2 separate regions of the Homo sapiens genome follow, and region 2 is linked to region 1. A link is an interaction called in ENCODE POLR2A ChIA-PET data of the cell type or tissue named here. Cell type or tissue: OCI-LY7. All regions are shown on one strand. Region 1 overlaps NFIX (nuclear factor I X). Region 2 holds the start of GADD45GIP1 (GADD45G interacting protein 1).

Region 1 (2,500 bases):
GCCAGCACCCCACACGTCCCTCCCTTCTCCCCCAGCCCCCAGCAAGCTCAGCCTCCTCCTTCGGCCCACACCCAGCCACGCACACTCCATTAGCGGTGACGAGGGATGCCAACGCAACACAGCTCGGCTCGAGAAACTGCAACAGTTTATTAAAATAGCCTCCTGTCACAGCACTCCGCCTGACAAGCTCTACACGCAGCCACAAACAACAGCCAGACCCGGGGAGAAGTGACAAAGGCAAAAAGATGGACACTACCTCTGAGCAGAGGCAAGGAATCTGACCAACGCCCCTCACCACTGCACAGGCATTTAATTCTCCAGATCTGCCCTCTCCAGTTGACCTGAGATTAGTTTTCTTACCTGTCTCCCAAATCAATTTAGACTAAAGAGCCCAAACCCTAGCAGTGCAAAGTGCAAAAGTATAAAATGAGAAACCCAAATGAAAAGAAAAGAGCTAAGAAAGGACACAACAAAAAACAGCAAAGGGCTCTATCAAAAACAGGCCACCTGGGGGAAATCAAGTCACAGAGAAGTGACCCACCGGGGAGCCCCTGCTCTGGTCCTCCACTTGGGGACCTTCCTCACAGCAAGCAGAAAGGGTGAGCACTGGGTAGGGGAGTCCCACTTCTGAGGGGGTCTCTCCAGTTAGAGCTATGGAGCAGCCATGCTTGAGGCCTTCGAAACACAGTAAGAAGGAAATAGATATGACATAAAAGGAAAAGCAGAGGAAGAAGGATGTGGCTGCAGACAGGGAGAAAGGGATCCAATTCCACTCAGAACCCCATCCCTACAGCCGCCCTCTCCCTCAGCGAGGCTCAGTCCTCAGCTGGCGACGGAAAAAAGGTCACTGCTCACTCGTGCCCCTTTCTTCCCCAACTGAAACCCTGTGCTTTGTGGCCTTTATGTTGGCAGAAAGGTTCCCGGAAGAGCACCTGGGGCATGCCAAAATAAAACATCCAGCCCTGGGCTGGCGCTGAACCCTGACAATGGGAGAGGGGCTGCCCAACACCTGGGACCCCAGTCTGTGCCCTGAATTATCCATCTCAAGTGAACTGAGCTCATGGCTGATCCCTGAAAGAAACGGTTAGAGGTGAGAGTACAGAAGGCAGGTGGTATCAGAGACAGGCCTCTTAGGGTGGTGTCCAATAATTCACATCATGTTAATAACCAGCTTCAGTCCAATCAGCCAAAGATGTTAGCTCAGAGACATGACATAAGGTACCAAATCCTGCCTCTCCACCTTGTGGAAACAATTTTACCTTCTAAAGTCAAGATGAGGTCATTAAAAACTACAAGTGAGTTTATATTTGGCATGGAGGTGTTTTTCTTGTATTCTGATTTATACTAAATATTAGACACCAAACAGAAAATGGCCAACACGAGCCTCCTGGAGAATCCTGGCATGTTCCACTTCACAGACCACAGTGCCACAGTAGAAGAGACATGCTCGACATGGGTTGAATCTGAATCTGGTGGTACAACTGGGTCAGGGATAGAGGTGGGGGCAGCAACAGTCCCACAGCTGGGAAATGACAGATGGAAGGATCCATGTAGAAGTTAGGGAAACAGGACAAGATGCACGACTGGCTCCTGGAGAGGGGTTGGGGGTCAAAACTCCACGGACTGGCGGAGAGATCAGAGGAGAGGCGGCAGAAGAGTGTCTCAATAGAGCCTCAGGGACCTACAAAGAGCCCCAAGCACCCCCTCAAGGCTCTCTTAACAGAAGAAGCAACAGGCCTTTCCCAGGGCAGAAAGTTGGAGGAAGAACAATTGTCAATTGTCCTTCTCCTGCCAGTGGCTATAACCTTGCAGGTGGGCAGAAGATTCTCAGGCAAATACTTTCCCCTCACCCCATTCTCTCTATGGGCTGCTGGCTCCCAGTGGAGGAGGCCTTTCTGGAGGAGTGGCCAGGATATTCTGATGCTTCGGGAGATGAGAAGGTCTCTTTCTCTATTTCTCTTTCCTCCCTCCCTCCCTTCCTCCCCTCCTATTTTGGGCGCACACAGAGGAATTGCTCGGGTTCCATTAGAAACATTTCAAGCACCCTTCACTGCGGGCCCCCTCCTCCTGCATGCCACTGGTGGCGGCCATCAGCCCAGACACGCCCCTCATGAGCCCTAGACAAAAGGAAACTGTCCCCCTTTTGTTAAAGAGTGGAGGCTCCTGTTGGAAGATTACCTGTTCCCAGCCCAGCCTCCTTCTCTTCTCCCCTCCAGCCCCAGGCAGGAGATCAGACCGCTTTACATCCTGCACCAAAGACCAGAATCAAGACAAAAAATCCCTCATACGATTCAAGGCTTCTCCAGGTCTGAGTCACTGGCAAGTGTAAGAGTTCAGGTGATGGAAAGAGCAAGGGGACATGCAGGCCACAGAGTAGAAGGACATGGGAAATGGGGAAAGGAAGCCACTGATGCTGGTAATAGGAAGAGAAAAAAAAAAGACAAGGGGGGAAAAAAGGAAAAGCAGGAAACATTGTGGGGGAAAGGTATTTCCCCCATTG
Region 2 (2,500 bases), 64 kb after region 1:
TGTAGGGACATGGATGAAACTGGAAACCATCATTCTCAGCAAACTATCGCAAGGACAAAAAACCAAACACCGCATGTTCTCACTCATAGGTGGGAAGTGAACAATGAGACCACATGGACACAGGAAAGGGAACATCACACACCGGGGACTGTTGTGGGGTGGGGGGAGGGGGGAGGGATAGCATTAGGAGATATACCTAATGCTAAATGACGAGTTAATGGGTGCAGCACACCAACATGGCACATGTATACATATGTAACAAACCTGCACGTTGTGCACAAGTACCCTAAAACTTAAAGTATAATAATAATAAAATAAAATAAAATAAACTTTTTGAAGGCAAAAAAAAAAAAAAAAGAATAGCATGGGGGAAACCACCCCCGTGATCCAACCACCTCCCTTCCCCGACATGTGGGGATTACAGGTCCCTCCCTGGACACATGGGGATTATAATTCAGGATGAGATTTGGTTGGGGACACAGAGCCAAACCATATCAGTGGCCCTGCCACAGCCTCTTATTTTTGATTTTTCAATGTGTTCATTCAACATGATTTCAGATTATTCATTGGAGGGCTACTGTGTGCACAGAAGACACATGGATGAATAAAACAGTATGGTTTCTGATATGCAAAAAACAAAAATACAATTTTTACCCAAAGAACACTGAACACTTAGAAAAAAATACACAAATATATATTTGTAGCCAGGTGAGCGTATATATATATGTATATGTGTGTGTGTGTGTATGCATGTATGTATTTATTTTTATTTATTAATTTTTTAGACGGAGTTTCGCTCTTGTTACCCAGGCTGGAATGCAATGGCACGATCTCGGCCCACCCCAACCTCCGCCTCCCGGGTTCAAGCGATTCTCCTGCCTCAGCCTCCCGCGGAGCTGGGACTACAGGCATGCGCCACCATGCCCGGCTAATTTTGTATTTTTAGTAGAGACGGGGTTTCTCCTCTCCTCCCGGAAGGCGGAGGTTACAGTGACCCGAGATCACGCCGTTACCCTCCAGCCTGGGCGACAGAGCGAGACTCTGTCTCGAAAAAAAAAAAAAAAAAAGACTGGTCTCGAACTCGCGACCTCAGGTGATCCGCCCGCCTCGGCCTCCCAAAGTGCTGAGATTACAGGCGTGAGCCACCGCGCCCGACAAAAATATGTATTTTTAAGTGTCAGTGTGCAGAAAGGAGAAGAAAAAAAGTGAAAATTAAAAATGACTTTAATCAGTAACTGCTTAACTAAAATTTAAAGTTATACTTGGAAACGTATAAAACCCATACTATCCCCTTCGCCGCCCTCCCCCGAACTGAGGCAGCAGGGACACCCCTCGCCCTGCCCTGGCCCACACCGGGCCTCGCGCTCAGGCACCGGGCATGGACAGCCCGGCGGGCCTGTGAGGACCCCGCACAGCCAAGATGGCGGCGTCCGTGCGACAGGCACGCAGCCTACTAGGTGTGGCGGCGACCCTGGCCCCGGGTTCCCGTGGCTACCGGGCGCGGCCGCCCCCGCGCCGCAGGCCGGGACCCCGGTGGCCAGACCCCGAGGACCTCCTGACCCCGCGGTGGCAGCTGGGACCGCGCTACGCGGCTAAGCAGTTCGCGCGTTACGGCGCCGCCTCCGGGGTGGTCCCCGGTTCGTTATGGCCGTCGCCGGAGCAGCTGCGGGAGCTGGAGGCCGAAGAACGCGAATGGTACCCGAGCCTGGCGACCATGCAGGAGTCGCTGCGGGTGAAGCAGCTGGCCGAAGAGCAGAAGCGTCGGGAGAGGTGCGTGCGTGCAGGCAGACGCGGGGCTGCCCTCTGTGCCCCGTGGGCGAACTGGGCCCCAAACCGTGCCTACCCCTTCGGGGTCACGTCGCAGCATCTGCATGTTGTAGATTTATGTATACGCTCACCTGGCCGCAAAACAAACTCAGAATAACGTCCATTTAGTCATTCATCAGCAAGTTTTGTTTGTTTGTTTGTTTGTTTTTTGGAGACAAGAGTCTCGCTCTGTTGCCCAGGCTGGAGTGCAGTCGCAAGATCTTGGCTCACTGCAACCTCCGCCTCCCCGGTTCAAGCGATTCTCCCGCCTTAGCCTCCGGTGTAGCTGGGATTACAGGCGTGCACCACCACGCCCGGCAAATTTTTGTAGTTTTAGTAGAGACGGGGTTCCACCATGTTGGCCAGGCTGGTCTCAAACTCCTTACTTCAAGTGATCCACCTGCCTCAGCCTCCCAAAGTGCCGGGATTACAGGTGTGAGCCATCACGTCCGGCCATCACCACCAAGTCTTTACTGAGCGCATACCGTGTGCAAGACCCTGTCCCAGGCCGGGGGCGGTGGCTCGTGCCTGTAATCCCAGTTATTTGGGAGGCCGAGGCAGGCCCCAAAAGGGCCCTTAATATCAGATGGCGACAGCTGACAGGCAAGATAATACCAATGGTGACAGCCGACTAGTAGGAAGGTAAAAGAGTGAAGAGTGTGTGCCTGAGGGCAGCTTTGGTTTGGGAAGCCTC

The links. ChIA-PET counts read pairs that join two places held together with the same protein. Peaks named below come from ENCODE experiments on the same cell type or tissue, not always from the same donor. Only the 100,000 strongest peaks of a DNase experiment are listed, where the experiment ranks them.
Region 2: POLR2A ChIA-PET joins it to region 1 with 24 read pairs; 6 of 35 experiments call an interaction of 5 or more read pairs at or near these places.

Annotation. Positions count from the first base shown.
Region 1 is chr19:13,019,880-13,022,379 of GRCh38, reverse strand. All of the region lies in intron 1 of NFIX (nuclear factor I X), which reads right to left. Among named protein-coding and RNA genes, the nearest start is that of NFIX-AS1, 6.0 kb to the right of the region's middle. In OCI-LY7, no CTCF peak of the experiment used is centred here; no DNase peak of the experiment used is centred here.
Region 2 is chr19:12,956,133-12,958,632 of GRCh38, reverse strand. GADD45GIP1 (GADD45G interacting protein 1) reads left to right here and starts at 1,410. Exons shown (of 2, transcript NM_052850.4): 1 at 1,410-1,770. The coding sequence starts at 1,421. RefSeq lists a silencer at 1,464-1,633 and enhancers at 1,062-1,934, 2,034-2,083. In OCI-LY7, no CTCF peak of the experiment used is centred here; DNase peaks (open chromatin) are centred at 1,002 and 1,382; H3K4me3 peaks cover 2,130 bases; H3K27ac peaks cover 2,180 bases.